2 separate regions of the Homo sapiens genome follow, and region 2 is linked to region 1. Evidence: read pairs that join two places in POLR2A ChIA-PET (ENCODE). Cell type or tissue: OCI-LY7. All regions are shown on one strand. Links, peaks and the distances in the headings refer to the core of each region. The heading gives the core; the rest is flanking DNA. Region 1 has its middle 270 kb from the start of CXCR4. Region 2 overlaps DARS1 (aspartyl-tRNA synthetase 1).

Region 1 (7,154 bases), core at 1,884-4,383:
TCACTATGTTGCCCAGGCTGGAGTGCAGTGGCGCAATCTCGGCTCACTGCAACCTCCACCTCCCGGGTTCAAGCCATTCTCATGCCTCAGCCTCCCGAGTAGCTGTGACTACAGGCGTGTGGCACTACATCTGGCTACTTTTTGTATTTTTGGTAGAGTTGGGGTTTTGCCATGTTGGCCAATCTGGTCTGGAACTCCTGGCCTCAAGTGATCTGACCACCTTGGCCTCCCAAAGTGCTGGGATTACAGGTGTGAGCTACTGCATTTGGCCCAGCCTGATTTTTTATATTTTAATGCTCAGATAGCTCCTGCCCAATAGATACTGCAAATCAACATGTTAGCATACTTGTTTATAACTTAAAGATCTCCTGAAACCATCAATGGGAAACTTAAGAACATGACCTGTCAGGAGCATACTGATCCTCAAGGGAGTTTTCCCATTGCTCAAGTGATTCTCCTGCCTTGGCCTCCCAAAGTGCTGGGATTACAGGTGTGAGCCACTACACCCGGCCTCGATTGCTCTTTTGAGGAACATTCTGTCACCATCGAGAATTTTCCCCATAAATCCTCAGGAAAATAACTTATTGAAAATGTTCCTTGGTCAATGCCCATTTCTTAGTCAATGTCCATGAATGGGTGGGGGACTTGGGCAGGTTACATTGACCAAGTTGGCATATGCATAACTTGTCCTAGATACTTGATTATGTCTAGGCATTAGGCCACTAGGTAAAGTTGCTAGACTGCTCCAAATGACACAGCTACCTTTGACTCTCCCATAAAGATCTCCCCGTGTGTAGATTACTCATGTTGAGAGTTCTGAATGCTGCCATTCAGCTGGGTATCTGGTCTACACCCAGAGTAAGTCATGGGACTTATTTGATGGAGAACTGTAAAATTGTGTGACTTGATCAGCAAGCAAAGTTGTTTTTCTGATGTCAAAATTTCAAGTCGACAGAGCATTCAAAATTGCTCCTCTAGGTTTGTAAGAGACTAGGTCCAGAAAGAGAGACCAGGGCTGAATGTACAGGTGATCTGACACCAACTCATCTAAGAAAGCCCGGGGGTTCAGCTCTAAGGGGTGAAGCACAGATTTGTCACCTACATAGCTGGGCACTTGCCAAACCATTGCTCTTATTTGGAACATATCATTGGTTCATTTAACAAATAAGTATTGATGCTGGGAGCGGTGGCTCACGCCTATAATCCCAGCACTTTGGGAGGCCGAGGTGGGCAGATGACCTGAGGTTGGGAGTTCGAGACCAGCCTGACCCACACAGAGAAACCTCATCTCTACTAAAAATACAAAATTAAACGGGCTTGGTGGTGCATGCCTATAATCCCAGCTACTTGGGAAGGCTGAGGCAGGAGAATCGCTTGAACCTGGGAGGTGGAGGTTTCGGTGAGCCGAGATCGCGCCATTGCACTCCAGCCTGGGCAACAAGAGCAAAACTCTGTCTCAAAACAAAACAAAACAAAACAAAAAAGTATTGATGGTGGCAGGCACCTGTAATCCCAGCTACTTGGGAGGCTGAGGCAGGAGAATCGCTTGAACCTGGAGGCGGAGGTTGCAGTGAGCTGAGATTGCACCACTTCACTCTAGCCTGGTGACAGAGCGAGACTCATTCTCAGAAAGAATGAATGAATAAATAAATATTGAGCACCTACTACATGTCAGACAGTGGGAATACAAGAGTGAACAGATATTTATCTTCTCAGATATTTTACGTGTTTATTAAAGTAATGGAGGTAGTCCAGAAGAGCTTGTGATGGGAAGCTGCAGTCTCTTGCCTTGTCAATACCCCTCCCTAGCCCCTGCTTTGATCTGTTTATGATTTAATTCTTTTGGTGGTTATCTCTTTATAATATGTTCTATTCTATTTCTTGGTTTATGAATGTTAGATAATATTTTTAACTCCCACTATGAAAAATGAGGATTTAACTCATTTATACTATGTTCACCTAACCTCACCTCTCTTCTCTCTCCTTTCCTTTAGTCTTTGATGATGATTGAATTAGAATGTTGAATATGCGCCCCCCCCCCCCCCCCACCCTGCCCCACAGCCATCACTGGAAGCTGCAAAGTTGAAAACAATAGGTGGCAGCGACAGATATCCTCACATTCTAAACAGAGGCACCAAACTCTCTACATGCAGGACCTGCTAAAAGAACATCCCCATGGAATCTAGCCCATCACCACCTCCAGGTGATAAGTGAGAGAAGGGAAGAGTTGGAGAGAGATGGGAGAGTAAGAATTTCTTTTGGAGTGGGGGTTATTGGGTTCTTCCTTCCTACCTTAAACCAAGAGAGAAGGGTCTTTAAGATTGCCTCTAAGAAAAATGATGGTCTTTGCCAGAAGGAGATTGGCACATGTTTCTCCTTTAGGTACCACAACCCTGGGATGTCTTTTTCATGAATGATGCTTGTGTTTTTCTCTGAGATCTTGGATTCTGGATCTATGATTCCTATTTCACCTTTCTTTTTAAGATGACAACTGATTTAGACTCCTTTCCTGAAGTGTACACAGTAACCTAATTTCTCTTCCATGATATGGAACAATAGCTCCCTGTACGTGTATCACATCCACTGAAGACTTTTGCTTTATAAGTTTAGGTAGGCTATGCCAGATCTCTGGGGATAAGGGGCACTAGGCTTTTCCTCAACCCCAAGAACTCATTCTCAAATCCTTCTCCAATCAAAATGATATCCCCTTTTCCTCTGTCACTCCCTCATCCTTACTAAGCCATGCTTACTAGTGTCCCCACTGTTGATTCTTTCTCCAGTCCAAGGAAGGCCAAGAACATTTTCTCTCTGGTTCCAATTTGATCAGTAGTTGGTAGTGGGTGCCACAATGTTATAAAGAATTAGGTTTTTATAGGGGACACACTATGGTTATTCCTCACATCCATTCCAGCCCAGATGGATGAGTCTATCATCTCCTTCCCTGGGCCAGTGGCTAACTGAGGAAAGGGCAACAACCTGACTTTGAACACTGAGATGTCAGGAGAAGCCTGCTGGTGGTTTCTGGGAAAGTTCAGTTTTCTCCTACAGGTAGAGAAAGATTATCTCTCTGGACCTTGTCTTCCTGGATATGATTTCTGCTGTAGCCATCTTTCAATCAGGTTAAAGATGAAGCCAATTTTGAGGATGAAACAAGAGACAGATGGAGAGAAACCAGGTCCTTGATGACTTAATTTAGCCCCCAAATCAACTAACCCTAAAGTTCGCTCTTCTTCTGACCTTCCTAAATTCCTGTTACGCGAGACAGTGCATTTCCATGTTGTTTAACCCAATTTGAGTCGAGGTTTCTGTTGTGTGCAGCTGAAGTCAAACTAACTGATATAATGTCCCAAGTCATGTCGAATTGGTGGGAAAGGGTGCTGTGATCCATTAGCTATGTCTGTCAAAGGTGGGGGTTTCAACCTTTGCCAGCCTGTGCTCTTTAGTTCCTTATTTGCATCTTGTGCAGGGGTTATCTACGGGGTTTGTTTTGCTTTCATTACTACCCAGATTAGTGCTTTTAATGTGCAGACAGTGGTTATAACATAAAATACCCTTATTTGTATGTCTCAGTCTGTGCTTCAGCTTCCTGAGCTGCCCAACCCATTCTGCACCTCATTTCTTCTGTTCTTTTTGACTCCCCTGGTTACTAAAGTGTTGTTTATTCCATTCTTACGACTTTCTCACTTGCCTGATGCTGAGATTTAAAAATTCACCTGGAGATAGACCAGGAACACAGCACACTGCAGCCTATTTGAAGCATCAGATGGGTGGTGCTGACGATATCTTATATGAGGCTGATCTGGCCTGCTGTATGTGTGACCCCATCAATTGCTGGCTGATCCGAAGGGCTAGCGTCTCCTTCATCTGGTCTTCATTGAGCTGTGGACAGCCCTCCAAAAGCTGAATGCTCTGTCAAGAAGGATGCCCTTCCCAGACAGGAAGAGCTGTTCTTTGGTCAAAGGTATACAGGTGGTATACTGATGATGTGAAGAAACACAACTTTTGGGCTGACACTGTTCTATGAGCTTTTCTTAATTTCTGGAGTGTGCAAAGCATTATCTAGGTCTATAAACAAGAATAATAAGAGGAAACAATGGGGCTGCCATTTCCCAGCTCTCTTTTTTTTTCTTTTAAACTTGGAAACAAGCTGCAGGGTCTCAAATCCAGCGTTCCTTGTAAATTCTGAAAATAAAAATGGACGGTGCACACAGGTATGGCTTGTGGAAGAATTAATGGAACCCTCAGCAATAGACTCTCATTCTTTTTTTCTGTTTGCTAATTGATTAAAAATATGTATATGCATTGCAAAGCTCATGTATTGATCAAGAGAAGAGTGAAAAGGATAGCTTCTCTAATTAAGACTGATTGGAGCTGTGAAAGTTTAATTAATTGGATGCATGTCACTTCATTTCCATGTTATGTTGTGCACAGCACTCTGTTTTCATAATTACCGTGTTGTGTTGGGGTGGCGGGTGTCTCTCTAATTAACAGTCTGGGGGAAAAGTGATGTATGGTCCTGCTGAGCAGACAGAGTGGGTGGAAAGAGAGGACCCAACCAGAATCCACAGGCTCTGTCCCCGTGGCCTGATTCTCAACCATTTCCCTTACCCTTTGTTCAGTAAACGAGGTTTTGGTGGATGTTCCCAGAGACTGCTGTTTATGTATTTGTTCCTCAGGTTTCTCCATCAGGAGACAGGGAGGCTGGATGACACTTCCAGGGATTGGAAGGTGAAATGCCCACTGGTTGAGAACCACTCCAACAGCTTTCTCCTTAGAACCCCCAATATTCACTCCTCACTTGGCAACTAACACTTGCCCACCTAGCCATGACAGACCCTTACTGAGTGTCTACTCCGTGCAATGTATGGTGATGGGCCGGGTGACTTTGAGTTCAGATTGCTGTTCCTTACTAGACATGTGGCCTTGGGAAATTTTCCTGAGTTCTTTGTGCCCCAGTCTTCTAATTTATAACATGGGAATACTAAGACCTTCCTAGTAAAGATGCTGGGCACATTACATGAAATAACAAATAGTATGCTTAGTGTACAGTTTTATCACCCTAGATTTATTAATCCTTTCACTTCCCTGTGTAGTTATTTTTACAAAAATACTTTGTTGAATGATCCTATTGTAGATTTTAACTCCTAACTGGCCTCACTTCTGTGACCACCCTCTTAAATCCATACTCCACTTTGGAAACAGGATTCTTTTTTCTAAAGTGAAAGTTGATTATATGAATGCCTTGGTGAGACACCTGCCCAGATGATGTTTCACCTCTGTAGAATGGGAATTCTACCCCCTGCACCAGCTGGCCCCTGTGGCCGCACCTTCAGCACCCCTTCTTTTCACAGCCTTTCCAGGGCTGCCCAAACCCCCAAATTTCCTTCACACCTGAGCATAACATGCATTTCTCTCTTCTGCCCAGAAGACATTTTTCCTCCTAAAAGCAAAAGTCCCACAAATTATTTTCATATTCAGCTCAAATAGCTCCTTTTCAATGAAATTATCTGTGCTCCTGCCCTATCCCCTCCTCCCTGCTTCCCCTGCCCCAGCACTGTTTTCTTGTTTGGAGTCTCTTCCTGACTAGGCAGGAAGTTCCTATAGGCAGGGACAGGAAGTTTCTATAGGTAAGGCTGTGTCTCTGTTATCTTTGGGTCTCAGTGCCTGGCAAGCATATACGATGAAGCAGGCTTTTAATAAGTGATTGTTGAATGATGGATACAAAAAACAAAAGTTGTCTTCATATGGAACTCCCATTAAACATCTGACTTCCTACAAGACTTTCGGCTCCATACAGGCAGGGAACACGTCTGTCTTGTTCTATATTGTCATGTCCCTGTTTGCCTGGCACATGGTAGGTACTCCATAAAGAAAATTGGCACATCATGTGGTCCGTATGCTTTATAGGTTTGTTGTGAGGGCAAATTGATAATGAATATAAAAGTTTTATAGTTTAAAAAGTTGGAAAAATACTGTAAGATTGTTTAATAGAACAATAATGTCGACAAAAAGAGTCAAACCCTGTAAAATATTTGAAGGTATTTATTCTGAGCCAAATGTGAGTTACCATGGCCCATGACACAGCCCTCAGGGGACTCCAAGAACATGTGCCCAAGGTGGTCAGGGGGCAGCTTGGTTTTACAAATTTAAGGAAGACATGATACATCAATCAAATACATTTAAGATATGCATTGGTTCAGTCCAGAAAGGCAGGACAAGGTCGGGGGGGATGCTTCCAGGTTATAGGTAGATTTAAAAATTTGCTTTTGGCAATTAATTGAAAAAGTTCTTATCAGTAGAAAGGAATGTCTGGATTATAAGGGATTGTGGAGACCAAAGTTGTATCATGCAAATGAAGCCTCCAGGTAGCAGGCTTCAGAGAGAAAAGATTATAAATGTTTCTTATAAGACTTAAGGTCTGTGTTGATGTTTAATGCTGGTCGGCTTTTCCTGAATTCCAAAAGGGAGGAGGGCATAATGAGGCATGTCTGACTCTCCCTTCCCATCATGGCCTGAACCAGTGAACCAGTCTTTCAGGTTAACTTGAGTGCCCAGGCCAAGAGGAAGGAGTCTATTCAGATGACTGTGGGGTTGGGGCAGGGGGCTTGCTTAGAATTTTATTTTTGGTTTACAATAATTGCTAATGACATTATTATTATTTTTTTTGGAAGGCGTGCTCTTTCTGTTTTGGAGTAGATTTCCTGACTGTCAGTGACCTCTGAGTCCTTCTGCATGTTGTCATTACAACTGGGTGTGGTGTCTCTCCATAGAGAGGCTGTCCTCATAACCTTCAGAGAGGAATTCGGAAGCCTTTGTCAGCAATACTCAACTGAGTCTCAACCTGTCCCTTTTTAAAAATTCGATAACTCTCTGGATTTCCTAATATACTATTCTCCTACCTCAGTGACATGTGCAATAAATAATGCATTCTGGTAATTTTAGAAAATCATTTTATTTCCAGGCACTTGTCTGGAGTCAATCAATATTTATACTTATTCAAGGTTTTTTTTATTAGGAAAAGTTTTTTTTTTTCTTCCTATGCATGTTTGACCTTGTGTCAAATAACATTTTTCTCCAGTGTAAAACCTCCAAAACAATGCCCAGCCATGAAGATTGTCAGCCACACCCCTTCTCACTAATGAGGAACTGCTGAG
Region 2 (2,500 bases), core at 1-2,500, 450 kb before region 1:
AAAACCATTTTATCATATTAGTTAACCCAAACTATGTCTGGAAAACCTGCTAAAGCACAAACGGGAAAAATACCTTATTTAGTTACTTCAGGAAAGGGAATTATACTCTTCTAGTTGGCAGATCAATATTGGCATTCAGCTTAGATACTCCAAGAAATAGTGTAGGATACTCTAGTATTCCTTATTATAAAATAGAACTATTTGTCACCACTCCCTAAACCCAAATTCTAGGATTCCCTTTGACAAGTTAACAGAAACTTCATCTCCAATCCAAACTGGAGAGCTGAAGAGCTGCTACTTCTACTTTTATAACTAGTGGGAATTCATCATCCTCTTTACTAGACCATGAGTACTCTGACCCCAGAGTCTTCACATAGTGCTTGGCACAAAGCACCTATCAACAGTAACTGCTGGCTGAATAAATAAATAAGTGATAAAGCAAAGTCACTACTTATATAAGATTCTACTTAGTAGGTAATACTTCATGCTTTGTGAAATACTTTATTTTTATTATGGCAAATTCTGTAAGCTCTTCTGGCTTAAAATTTATTACTAATATTTATTAATGTTGCATTGCACACATCTAGACAATAAGAATATCTTAAAACTACATTTGCTTCTAGTAAAAAAACAGAAATATATATATACACACACATACACTTTTTTTTTTTAGTTTTGAGACAGGGTCTTGCTCTGTCACCCAGGCTAGAGCGCAGTGGTGTGATCACAGCTCACTGTAACCTCCAACTCCTGGGGTCAAGTGATCCTCCCACCCTGGCCTCCCAAAGCACTGGGATTGCAGGTGTGAGCCACCACATCTGGCCAAATTTTCTTTATTCAAGTACTGAAAAAGATGTGTTACTTGGAAGATGTGGGAGTTATCTTTCTTGGTCAACATAAATGGGTTTATTCATTTATCTTTATTCTTACTCTTTGGTCAGTTTGTCTTTACTAGGTTACAAACTTCCTGGTGGGGTTGTTTCAAGATGAGACTTACACAAAGACAACAAAGTCATTTGTCAAATTAGGTCAGTAAAAATTACAAGGTTTTGTAAGTCTTGAAGAGTTCCAAGAAAACAGATTCCAGCTAAATACAATGTTACTCTTAAATCAGTAAGTACATATAGGCCTATCTCTGAATCTGTCTGCCTGTTGGTCTGCCTGACTCTTACATATGGTCATGCATGTGCACACGGATCAGGGCGGGAAGAGGCCATGCTGTCTTAAAGACTACTCCTTAAGAGAAATTTAGTGATGTATATTGTAGATACAATCTAGACCTAAATCTGAGCACTGTAGGTTCAAACTGGCAGGGTTATTTCAATAGTACTAAATATGTGTGAATTCACTTATGGTTTTTTTTTGTTGTTGAGATGGGGTCTCACTTAGTCACGCAGGTTGGAGTGCAGTGGTGCGATCTTGGCTCACTGCAACCTCTGTCTCCTGGGTTCAAGCAATTCTCTTGCCTCAGCCTCCTGAGTAGCTGGGATTGCATGCACCTGCCACCACGCCTGGCTAATTTTTGTATTTTTAGTAGAAACAAGGTTTCGCCATGTTGATCAGGCTGGTTTTGAACTCCTGACCTCAAGTGACACTTATGGTATTTTAAGTCAATGATAATGAGCTCTTTCAGTTTTTAATCCTGAGAAAAAAACAGATCAGAGATAAGTCTTCTTTAAAAAAAAAGGAAGCTACTGTTGGAATATAAGACCAATAAGGTACTATTTATTTTGACTTCTCTATGTTGTAAAAAATATCAGAAAAGTAATTATTATAAGACTAAGAATTAGTTAATTAATCATTCTTTAAAAGTACATCATCGTTAGTTGATGCAGTTTCTTCCTAGCATCGACGGTCTTTACAATTTGGCATGTTTTTGCAGTGGCTGGTACTGGTTGTTCCTTTCCATGTTTAGTGCCTCCTTCAGGAGCTCTTATAAGGCAGGCCTGGTGGTGACAAAATCTCTCAGCATTTGCTTGTCTGTAAAGGATTTTATTTCTCCTTCACTTATGAAGCTTAGTTTGGCTGGATATGAAACTCTGGGTTGAAATTTCTTTTCTTTAAGAATGATGAATATTGGCCCCCACTCTCTTCTGGCTTGTAAAGTTTCTGCCGAGATATCAGCTGTTAGTCTGATGGGCTTCCCTTTGCGGGTAACCCGAGCTTTCTCTCTGGCTGCCCTTAACATTTTTTCCTTCATTTCAACTTTGGTGAATCTGACAATTGTGTGTCTTGGAGTTGCTCTTCTCGAGTATCTTTGTGGCGTTCTCTGTATTTCCTGAATTTGAATGTTGGCCTGCCTTGCTAGGTTGGGGAAATTCTCCTGGATAATATCCTGAAGAGTGTTTTCCAACTTGGTTCCATTCTCCCTGTCACTTTCAGGTACACCAATCAGACGTAGATTTGGTCTTTTCACATAGTCCCATGTTTCTTGGAGGCTTTGTTCGTTTCTTTTTACTCTTTTTTCTCTAAACTTCTCTTCTTGCTTCATTTCATTCAT

What was found. Peaks named below come from ENCODE experiments on the same cell type or tissue, not always from the same donor. Only the 100,000 strongest peaks of a DNase experiment are listed, where the experiment ranks them.
Region 2: POLR2A ChIA-PET joins it to region 1 with 11 read pairs; 4 of 35 experiments call an interaction of 5 or more read pairs at or near these places.

The regions. Positions count from the first base shown.
Region 1 is chr2:136,386,545-136,393,698 of GRCh38, forward strand. It overlaps the pseudogene RN7SKP141. Among named protein-coding and RNA genes, the nearest start is that of CXCR4, 270 kb to the left of the region's middle. In OCI-LY7, for the core only: no CTCF peak of the experiment used is centred there; a DNase peak (open chromatin) is centred at 3,437; H3K4me3 peaks cover 1,409 bases; H3K27ac peaks cover 2,008 bases.
Region 2 is chr2:135,935,737-135,938,236 of GRCh38, forward strand. The region is part of intron 5 of DARS1 (aspartyl-tRNA synthetase 1); the gene reads right to left. Among named protein-coding and RNA genes, the nearest start is that of DARS1-AS1, 48 kb to the right of the region's middle. In OCI-LY7, for the core only: no CTCF peak of the experiment used is centred there; a DNase peak (open chromatin) is centred at 1,555; H3K27ac peaks cover 1,312 bases.